Regions from separate parts of the Mus musculus genome. Here region 2 is linked to region 1. Evidence: chromatin loops called from intact Hi-C (ENCODE). Cell type or tissue: heart. All regions are shown on one strand.

Region 1 (5,000 bases):
TGACGTGTTAAAAAAAAAAACAAGATGAGAAACTACTGGTAGGAAATTCTAAAAAGACATAGCAGGCTTAGGGCTGGTGGGATGTTTCAGTGGGTCAGGTGGCCTGCTGCTGAGCCCCAGGGCTTGAGTCAGCCCCTGAGATCCACGTGATGGGAGGAGGGAATTCAACCACACAATACCCTCTGACTTCTACACACACATGGTGGCATGTACACATGAACTTGCACATGCACACATATAATTTGGAAATAGAACATTAATAGGTAGCCCAAGCTGGCCTTAAGCTCACAGAGATCTGTCTGCCTTTACCTCTAGAGCAATGGGATTAAAGCCATATGGCAGTACACATGGCCAAAAATAATAATCAAATTTAAAATAATCATAAAAAAGATATAGGCTTAAATATGTCCCAGTCAGTCACCGTGGTGCATAGCTTTAATCTCAGCGCTCAGGAGGCAGAGGTAGGTGGGTCTCTATGAGTTCAAGGGTAGCCTGGTCTACAGACTGAGTTCCAGGTCATCTAGTGCTGCATAATAAGACCCATAAAAAGAAAAAAAAAAAAAAAAGTCCCAGTAGAGAATTTAAAACTGAGAAATGAAGACAATAAACTAAGACTTCAATGAGTGTGAAATACTTTAGTACAGCTGAATAAAAGACTATCGATCTGGGGTGGGAGCAATGCTCGGTGGCAGAGTAATTCCTGCTCTTGCAGAGCTCCCACATTCAGTTCCTAGCTCCCACATCTGGTGGCTCACAACCACCTGTAACTTGTACCTCCCCAGCTCCAGGGATCAAGTGCCATCTTCTGGCATCTGAGAGTGCAAACCCACATGTACACACACCCATGCTCACAAGCACATAGCCACAAGCAAATGAAATTAAGCTTTCTGAACAGATTATTAATCTAAGATGAAACTAAACAGTACAATTATAAAAGAAAGCCCAAAACTATTGAACATGGAAGTGTCTGAAGGGGTTCAAAGAGAAGATGTCTATGTAATTTCAGTGCCAGAAGAAAGCAATGAGAGAGGACAAGAGAAATTTCTTAGAGCTGGTGACAGGGCTGAGGAGGTGACTCTGCTGTCAAGTCTGCTGACCCAAGTTCAATCCTCCCCTCTCCAAAGAAAGAAGAGACTCCCTCTAGTTAACCTTCTGACTACTGTAAACCCCAGCATTAGGGAGATGAAAGCAGGAGAATATCAAGTTTAAGGCAGTCTGGGCTACAAATTAAGACCTTGTCTTAAAACAAAACTTGTGCAACTCTGAAAGCTTTTTGTTTAAAGAAAAAAAAAAAAACAGTTATAGAAAAGGAAGCACAGGGGCCATGGCCTGAGGAGGAGGTCAGAAGTCACCTGCAGGAATCAAGGTCAGAAACTCTGTAACAATATAAGGACAAAGCTAAGCAAGAAGGATCTGTGACAGCCTCTAAGGAGGAACTGCCCTAGTTAAAAGGAGCCCAGAGAGGTATGTAGCAGCAGAGAGCCGTTCACAGTGTTCTGACCTTCAACTCAGGCAGAGGTCTGAGAGTTCCTATAAAACAGAGACTGAAATCTGCCCACTGTGGATTTTTTTTGTGTGAAGAGACATGGCCCTGGCTTTCAATCGCCTTCTAAACTTGGCCACGAGGTTACATCACTCCTCTAGTCTCCCTAAGTATCTCATTTAGCCCCTATGCCTTGTGCACCACAGCCTAGAATGATCTGCAGCGTCATAGCCCACTGTCTCATACATCTATAATCTGCAACTCAGTGTACGCACATCAGGCAAGCAGCTACTCGGTGCCTCCCTCCTCTAGTCAATCCCCTAATCACTAACTGATCACTTGGGAAATCTGGGAATTAACACTAGACTCATCTCTCTCCTTCAGTCAATCTCTCTCACCGGTGACCTTCAGTACACCTTTGTCCGCGCTCACTAACCTTCTCTAACAGCCATCACCTGTCAGATGTGACATCTGCCTGCAGTTCCAAACCCCTGGGATTTGCTCTGCATTTGCCTTGGCCTAACGCCTGCTGACGGACGACTGAGTGTCTGAGCGACAGGGACTTGGCGAGTGCCCTCGAGGCTGCGGGTCGGAGGGCCGGGGCTGGTGGGGGGGGGACACGCCAAAGGTCTCCAAGGTGCTCACCAGTTGTAGGTCGGCCACCGTCCGGTCTGGCACCAGACTGTACACTTGGCTCCTCAGCGCGATGGGCGGCAGCGCATCCTCGAACAGCCCCCGGGGAAACAGCTTCACGAGCTCCTCGATGGCCTCGCGCGCCGAGCCTGTGGTGGAGCAAGCGCGTGGTCAGGTCCGGGTGGAGAGCGAGGGTGGAGACAGCGCGGAGGTTCGGACGCCCCAGCCCTCAGAGTCGCTGCCCAGCGCCTGGGTTGCCATGGTTACTACCCTAGGTCCTCCTCCTCCTCCTCCTCCTCCCCCCCCTCCTCCAAGGGTGGATACCCTCGGGCTTTCCGCGCCCAGGTTGCCATGGTTACCTGCTCTTGTTCTTAAAGGATCCGCTCTCACGGGCCCCGGCGCCCGCCTCCGCTTCACCCCAAAAGCCTCAGACGCCAGGAGCCGTCTCTTGCGATTCATAACCCGGATTTCAGGATTCCGGGAAAGGAGTCCCGAAGACCGCGTCTTCCGGCACAGAATAATGACGACGGGCCCTCTGGCTGGTCGTCTGAGTTTGATGACGAAGGCAGCCTCACTTCCGTCGCCCGCACCGCTGCTGATTGGCTCCCGACCAGAGCGCTCACTGGGGCGCGCCGAGGCGCGAGTGGCCCGCCTGGGTTCCCGCTCCGGTGCAGACGGACCTCGCCCACTCCGACGCTGAGGGCGGATGAGAGCGTCATCAGAAACAGCAACTCCGTGTTTGCATCCTTCTCCGGCTTCTGACGTGCGGCCCTGACGCCGTAGCCTCGAGGAGGTGGAGGTCGGTCAGGGTGGGGAGCTTTGAGGTAACCAAGTCTTAGCTTCAACCCCCAAACTCCTCAAGCTCGCCGCGTTCGTTGGTCCGTGGGTGGGAACGAGGCGCCCGGCTCCTGACACGCAGAGCCCAAACCTGGAAGCTCACTCGCTCCTTATCCACTGGAAACGCTTTCCTCGCAGGACCTCATGGAACCCAGAGGGACTAAGAGAAAAGCGGAGAAGACAGAGGTGGAAAAGCCTTTGCACAAACTCCCCCGGGCAGTCCCTTTACTGCGGACACAGCCCTCTCTGTACTCGGGACCCTTCCCGTTCTACCGGCGTCCATCCGAACTGGGCTGCTTCTCCCTGGACGCACAACGCCAGTACCATGGAGATGCCCGAGCCCTCCGCTACTACAGCCCCCCTCCCATCAACGGCCCAGGCCCGGACTTTGACCTCAGAGATGGATACCCTGACCGATACCAGCCCCGGGACGAGGAAGTCCAAGAGAGGTTGGACCATTTGCTGCGCTGGGTCCTGGAACACCGGAACCAGCTGGAGGGGTGAGCCCGGTGCAACGCAGAAGCTGACCTGGTGACCCGGCTTTCTCTTCTGAAGTTGGGAAAGCCAAATGGTCTTTAGTGGGGACTTTGAGTCAACAGAAGTAAAACTCGAGTCAGACCATAAACCCCGCATTCTTCCCTCCCAGGGGTCCCGGCTGGCTGGCAGGGGCCACGGTGACATGGAGAGGGCACCTGACAAAATTGCTGACCACGCCGTATGAGCGGCAGGAGGGCTGGCAGCTGGCAGCCTCCCGGTTCCAAGGGACACTGTACCTAAGTGAGGTGGAGACCCCGGCTGCTCGGGCCCAGAGGCTTGCACGGCCACCCCTCCTCCGGGAGCTCATGTACATGGGCTACAAATTTGAGCAGTACATGTGCGCAGGTGAGAGTCGTCGCAGCCGTGCGGTCCCTCTCCCCTTCCACAGAGGTCGAGATCCCCTTCCTCTGCTGCTGCCTTCTCTTCTTGTGCAGACAAACCCGGAGGCTCCCCAGACCCCTCTGGGGAAGTTAACACCAACGTGGCCTACTGCTCTGTGCTACGCAGCCGCCTGGGAAACCACCCTCTCCTGTTCTCCGGGGAGGTAGACTGCCTGAACCCCCAGGCTCCTTGCACACAGCCTCCCTCCTGCTACGTGGAGCTCAAGACATCCAAGGAGATGCACAGCCCTGGCCAGTGGAGGAGCTTTTACAGGTTCTGGCCGGGGCCGGGACTGACGGGGGGGGGGGTTGGGGGGGGGTTGGGGGGGGTTGGGGGGGGTGGAGGGTCCTGCTGACCCTTTGCCTCTCCCGTCAGACACAAGTTGCTGAAATGGTGGGCTCAGTCGTTCCTCCCGGGGGTCCCACATGTTGTTGCCGGCTTCCGGAACCCAGAAGGTTTCGTCTGTTCCTTAAAGACCTTTCCTACCATGGAGATGTTTGAAAATGTCAGGGTAAGGCAGGTGTCAGAGTGGCCATCTGTTTCCCCACCCCCTGTACCAAGTCCTCAGACCCAGTGCCCCTTTGCCACCTGCCTTTTCCTCTTTCCACCCCCAGTCTTCTGCCTCTTGTGCCCCCTCCAGAATGACCGAGAAGGCTGGAATCCCTCTGTGTGCATGAACTTCTGTGCTGCCTTCCTTAGCTTTGCCCAGAGCACAGTAGTCCAGGACGATCCCAGGTAAGGCCTTCATGTTTGTGCACTGCCTCTGGATCCCGGCTCAATCTCTGGCTTCACCCCACACCTCTGTCTTCCACAGGCTTGTCCACCTCTTCTCCTGGGAACCTGGTGGCCCTGTCACTGTGTCTGTCCATCGTGACGCACCCTATGCCTTCCTGCCCTCATGGTATGTGGAGACTATGACCCAAGACCTCCCACCACTCTCAAAGACTCCCTCTCCCAAGGACTGAGGACAAGTCTGGGCTCCGTGCAGATAATAAAGGCGTGTTTCTAAGTGGGTCTCTTGCTGTGTCTGAATGGAGTCACCTCTGTTCCAAGTTACCATACTCCAAGCACTCTGGTTTGCTCTTTATTTATATTTTTGGGTTTTTAGGGGGTTTTTTTTGTTTGTTTT
Region 2 (5,000 bases), 180 kb before region 1:
TGCCGGGGAACTCCTGCCCGCCTGAAGTGGATGTATGTGCCAAGGAGGTGGGGCAGGCTCTGTCACAGGAGGCCAGAGAGCAGTCTGTCTGGCAGGCAGCAGCATTGGAAAAGGGAGCTAGTGTGCGGGATGGAAGGCTGAGGGTGTGGGGGGGCTCTGCTGTACGTGGTGTTAGGTATGTAGGTTGGAGGGGCGTCACGTTTGGTTGTAGGTTTAGCACATAGGGTGGCTTCCCAGTGGGAAGGCAAGTCAACTGTTCTTAGCTGTAGCCCGTTAACTTAGGGCTCGGAACAAGAGCTTGGGAAGGAAGTCCTAAGGAGAGGATTAGCCAGCACTGTGGTCCTCCAGTTTCTCCTGTCCCACACATGAGGACTAGGAGGGAGGTAGGAGAGTGGCCGTGAGCTGGCAGTGAGTCCCTGGGGCTGGGGCATGATCTCTCTAACTCATCTTCATTCTCAACCTCACTGGTGCAAGGCAAAGCTGTTGAAGCGGCAGCAGCGGATGATCAAGAATCGAGAGTCGGCCTGCCAGTCCCGCCGCAAGAAGAAAGAGTACCTGCAAGGCCTGGAGGCCCGGCTGCAGGCTGTGCTGGCCGACAACCAGCAGCTGCGCAGGGAGAACGCTGCCCTCCGGCGGCGGCTGGAGGCCCTGCTGGCAGAGGTCAGCCTGTGCTACCCTTGGAGAGAGGGCTGGGAAGGCAGGCCCGAGACCACACTCACCTCCTGTCTTCCTCTGCCTGCAGAACAGCGGGCTCAAGCTGGGGTCTGGAAACAGGAAGGTTGTCTGCATCATGGTCTTCCTTCTCTTCATTGCCTTCAACTTTGGGCCTGTGAGGTGAGCCCCTCACCACCTCCCTGCAGCCCTGGATGGAGCTGAGCCTCACAGATGAGCTGCTCAGTTGTCTGCTCAGCCCCGGGCACTGTGTTCCACTTACACAAGCATTCCCGCCCCTGCAGCCCAGATGCTGTTTCCATCAGCCATTGCTAGTGTGTACTGTTTCCCTCGGAGGAGGTGCATGGTGGGTGGGGGGTGGCGATAGTGTTAATGAGAACTGACCCCAGGAGTGGGCCAGGTGCTTGGCACCCCACCACCAGGACATACATTTGATCCCTGAACCTGAATTTTGAAAAGACTGGATGTGGTAGCATGGACAGCAATGGGAAGACAGAGCCAGGCAGGTCCCCGGGGCTCATTGGCCCTTGATGAATGGCAGGCTGCTGAGAGACAGTGTCAAATAAAGGAAGAGGGTGGGTCGTGCTGAGCAGTGACTTTTGTATGCACATGTACATATGTGTACATAAGTACACACAAACCCCTGCCCCGACACACCCGTGTAAGTGGCTCACAGGCTCCCTGGCTATGAGGCCTTAGAGTCCTCGTTCTCCTTTCCTATTTCCTGGACCTGTGAGATTGGCATCCTCTCTACTCCCCACTCACTGAAGGGAGATGCAGCCATGTGGAACAGGTTATACCTTCCTCAGTCTGCAGAGTCCTGACTCGCACTGCACCAGACAGCTGAGAAAGCCAGAATTCTTTCCCTCCCCGCTTCCCTGCCCACAGCATCAGCGAGCCGCCTCCAGCTCCCATGTCTCCTCGGATGAGCAGGGAGGAACCTCGACCCCAGAGGCACCTGCTGGGCTTCTCAGAACCAGGGCCAGCTCATGGCATGGAACCCCTTCGGGAAGCCGCCCAGAGCCCCGGGGAGCAGCAGCCCAGCTCTGCAGGCAGGCCCAGCTTCAGGTGAGAAGCAGAAAGACCCCTCCTGTAAGAAGGAAGGAGTCATCTTCCTAAAGCCTGCCCTTGCAGGGTGTAGAGCCAAAGTTGCTCTTGGCCCGGGGGTTTGATGGTGTCCTGTGCTGGGCAGTCTCTCTCTGGTCATTGCCTCCTCTGCTTCACTTCAGAAACCTGACGGCCTTCCCCGGGGGAGCCAAGGAGCTGCTGCTGAGAGACCTGGACCAGCTCTTCCTCTCCTCAGACTGTCGCCATTTCAACCGAACTGAGTCTCTGAGGTGTGCATAGTCTGTCCTTCTGTGTGGAAGTGCCAGCTCCCCTGCCTTCTCATGCCTGCTTGTGGGCATGGGGCATACATTTTGGCCTTCCTTAGAGCTGGTGGTCTGTCTCCCTAGGCTTGCTGATGAGCTGAGTGGCTGGGTCCAACGTCACCAGAGAGGTCGACGGAAGATACCTCACAGGGCCCAGGAGAGACAGGTAGGAGCCAGTGGGCGGGCCAAGGAAGGTGAGAGCAAGACAAAGCTACTGTCCTGGGGATTCCAGGTGGACATTTTAGAGAGATTTCAAGGGTTCTTGGGGGACATGGAGGAGTGGGTGTGAGATGGCACCAGCTTCCAGGGACCGCCTCTCTTTTTCCCTCCTCCCTTTACCCTCTTCAAATCTTTAGATACTTCTCCTTCCAGAAGTCTCAGCTACGGAAGAAGTCTCCTCCAGTGAAACCTGTCCCCACCCAACCTCCAGGACCCCCTGAAAGGTAAGTGCTGGGTAAGCACTCGTAAGTGAGGTCACTAGAGAGAGCTGTACCCCAGGAGGACACTGCTGTTGTTCCGGAGGAATCTGTCACCCTTTCCACCAGGCTTCCTGAGTCTGTTCTCACCTGCCTAGGGACCCCGTGGGCCAGCTGCAGCTCTACCGCCACCCCGGCCGCTCGCAGCCGGAGTTTCTAGACGCAATTGACCGGAGGGAGGATACCTTCTATGTTGTCTCCTTCCGAAGGGTGAGCTCCCCTCCCCCTGTCATGTGCCTGTCACCCTGGGTCCCCAGCTGGGGAACCTGTCAGTGTGTCTTCCCCTGCCATCCAGCATGGCCCTTCTGCTCCTAGGACCACCTGCTGCTCCCAGCCATCAGCCACAACAAGACATCCAGGCCCAAGATGTCGCTGGTGATGCCAGCCATGGCCCCCAATGGTAATTCTCCCTCTGGCTATGGAGAGGGTTCTGAAATCTAAAACTGAGGAAGGAGGGAGTTCTCATAGAGAACCAGCAGGGGGCGCTAAGGGAAAAAGTGCGAGGAGGGACTTGGAACCAAGGGGAAGAAAAAGTGGGGAGACAAGGGCCTGCAATTGAGCATTGAGGGCTCAGGAGTCTGAGATGGGAAGATGGGGAGTCTGGGTTGCACAGTGAGATCCTTTCTCAACCAGACCAAAGCTGCTCTGATAGGTGGCGGCTAGGCTTTTCTTTCTTGACCTCCTGTCCCATGTGCCCCTTACTTGTTGTCACTTACCTTCCTACGCCAGCCCTCTGCCCGCCTCACTCGGCCTGTGGGCTGCCTCTGCCCTCCTCCTCTTCCCAACTTTCTAACCATCTTCCTCATCTCACCCCACCCACCACTGTCTGCCTCCCCTTCCCCGCTTCCCTCTCTCCTTCACACAGAGACCGTGTCAGGCCGGGGCCCCCCAGGGGACTATGAGGAGATGATGCAGATCGAGTGTGAGGTCATGGACACCAGGGTGATTCACATCAAGACCTCTACGGTGCCCCCCTCGCTCCGGAAGCAGCCGTCCCCATCCCCGGGCAATACCACAGGTGGCCCCTTGCCAGGCTCCGCAGCTAGTCCTGCCCATCAGGCCTCCCAGCCCCTCTACCTCAATCACCCCTGACATCCTCACCTCACAGTGACTTAGAACCGGGTTAGGGAACCTGATCCTGGGGCTCGGGGGCAATTGTAAAGGAAGACGGGGTGTGGGGGTTAAGCACTTAGTGGGACTAGGGTGGGTGGTTCACCTCTCTTCTCACTCTTTCCAGAAATATAGGGCTCCTCTCATTCCTGCACTCCCAGTCCTCTTTCCCCGAGGGTACCTCGTGAGGGTTTCCCCCATATCCTCTTCATTCTCTCCTTTATCTGTTTGGGAGTCAAGGTGGGACTAGGTCCCCAGGTGGGACAAGGGATGGTTGTGGGTGGCAGAAGTCAGTTTATGTGTGTGCGTATCTTTTTTTTATTATTATTAAATAAACAACGTGGAGGGGTGTAAAGGAACGGCGGCCACCTTCCTAGTGTGTGACGTGTATAGGGCCAGCATCAAAGGAAGCAGCACTGAGGATGGCGTGGTGGGGTGAGAAGGAGCCAGACCTCATGTCCCCGTCCCCCCTGTCCCAGCCCAGCAACTCTAGGGCATGTCTGTCTAGCTGTCTGTGGCGTGACAGCAGATAGAACATCTCACCGGAATGTGTCTGAGTAAACAGGAAGGACAGGACAGGGGCCCCACGCCCTTGATGGGGTGCAGCAGCTCCAGCCCTTGCTCTGCTGCAGGTCCCCCCTGGCTTTCCAGGATGAGCTGTCCACACAAACAACAGGCGTGGGGGCCAGAGGGCTTGAAGCCCAGGAAGGCGGGGTCACAGCGGAGGGGGCCTGGTAGGGAGGTGAAGAAGGGGGCACATTACAGGACATCCTCTAGGCCCTGAACTGAGGAAGACAGACCTGAGGGAGGCCCAGATGGATGGAGACAGTGGCTCAGGCAGATAGGGCCGTGAGCTCCGAGTGGGAGGAAAGGGACCAGATCCAGATGAGGGCCCCAGTCTGCCTGGCTGCGAGTCCCCTGCAGTCACTCCCATTGCAGCAGTGCCTTAGGCCTGACCCTACAGGAGTGGCCCGGGTCAGCTGGAGGGTGTGAGCTGGACCTGGGCTCCGAGCCCAGATGACTGGACAGGGGCTGCCTGGCTCTAAGCCCAGCCCTGAAGGAGGGAGGAAGAACCTCACGTGTCCAGCCAGGCTTTCCCCTCCTCTCTTCACCCATCCCTACTGTGTTTGGGGTGAAAACAGACTGGGGAACTATGGCAACCTGGAACTAGGGCTCCCAGGAACTCAGCCTCTCCTCCCTCCAGAGGGCAGCTCTGGTCCACAGCCACTTCCTGTCCCAGGATCCCTGAGCACCTTATCCAGGGAGTAAGGGAAGCAGATGGCCTGGTCCTGGGCTGCTTCACGGCCCTGTACTAGCTGATGTCCTTAAACACCTTGGGCTCGTCCTCTGTAAGATGTGACCCTCCTCCTGA

Evidence for each region. Hi-C counts contacts between places; a loop is a spot of excess contacts. Peaks named below come from ENCODE experiments on the same cell type or tissue, not always from the same donor. Only the 100,000 strongest peaks of a DNase experiment are listed, where the experiment ranks them.
Region 2: it touches region 1 in a loop (2.4-fold over the local background); 7 of 42 quality-filtered maps call a loop at or near these places.

The regions. Positions count from the first base shown.
Region 1 is chr17:34,834,302-34,839,301 of GRCm38, forward strand. Stk19 (serine/threonine kinase 19) reads right to left here and starts at 2,602. Exons shown (of 7, transcript NM_019442.3): 1 at 2,476-2,602; 2 at 2,129-2,265. The coding sequence starts at 2,575. It overlaps Dxo (decapping exoribonuclease), which reads left to right and starts at 2,718. Exons shown (of 7, transcript NM_001163770.1): 1 at 2,718-2,915; 2 at 3,092-3,453; 3 at 3,600-3,835; 4 at 3,925-4,144; 5 at 4,247-4,382; 6 at 4,512-4,606; 7 at 4,686-4,885. The coding sequence starts at 3,098. The coding sequence ends at 4,836. Skiv2l (superkiller viralicidic activity 2-like (S. cerevisiae)) reads right to left here. Exons shown (of 28, transcript NM_021337.2): 28 at 4,925-5,000. In heart, no CTCF peak of the experiment used is centred here; DNase peaks (open chromatin) are centred at 2,700, 3,360, 3,960 and 4,674; H3K4me3 peaks cover 3,278 bases; H3K27ac peaks cover 2,449 bases.
Region 2 is chr17:34,651,088-34,656,087 of GRCm38, forward strand. It overlaps Atf6b (activating transcription factor 6 beta), which reads left to right. Exons shown (of 18, transcript NM_017406.4): 9 at 1-32; 10 at 475-660; 11 at 743-834; 12 at 1,561-1,740; 13 at 1,902-2,009; 14 at 2,127-2,208; 15 at 2,415-2,485; 16 at 2,617-2,728; 17 at 2,834-2,918; 18 at 3,384-3,987. The coding sequence ends at 3,610. Among named protein-coding and RNA genes, the nearest start is that of Atf6b, 6.4 kb to the left of the region's middle. In heart, CTCF peaks have their summits at 635 (motif pointing left), 2,996 (motif pointing right) and 4,827 (motif pointing right); DNase peaks (open chromatin) are centred at 1,884, 2,874, 3,464, 4,664 and 2 weaker places; H3K27ac peaks cover 711 bases.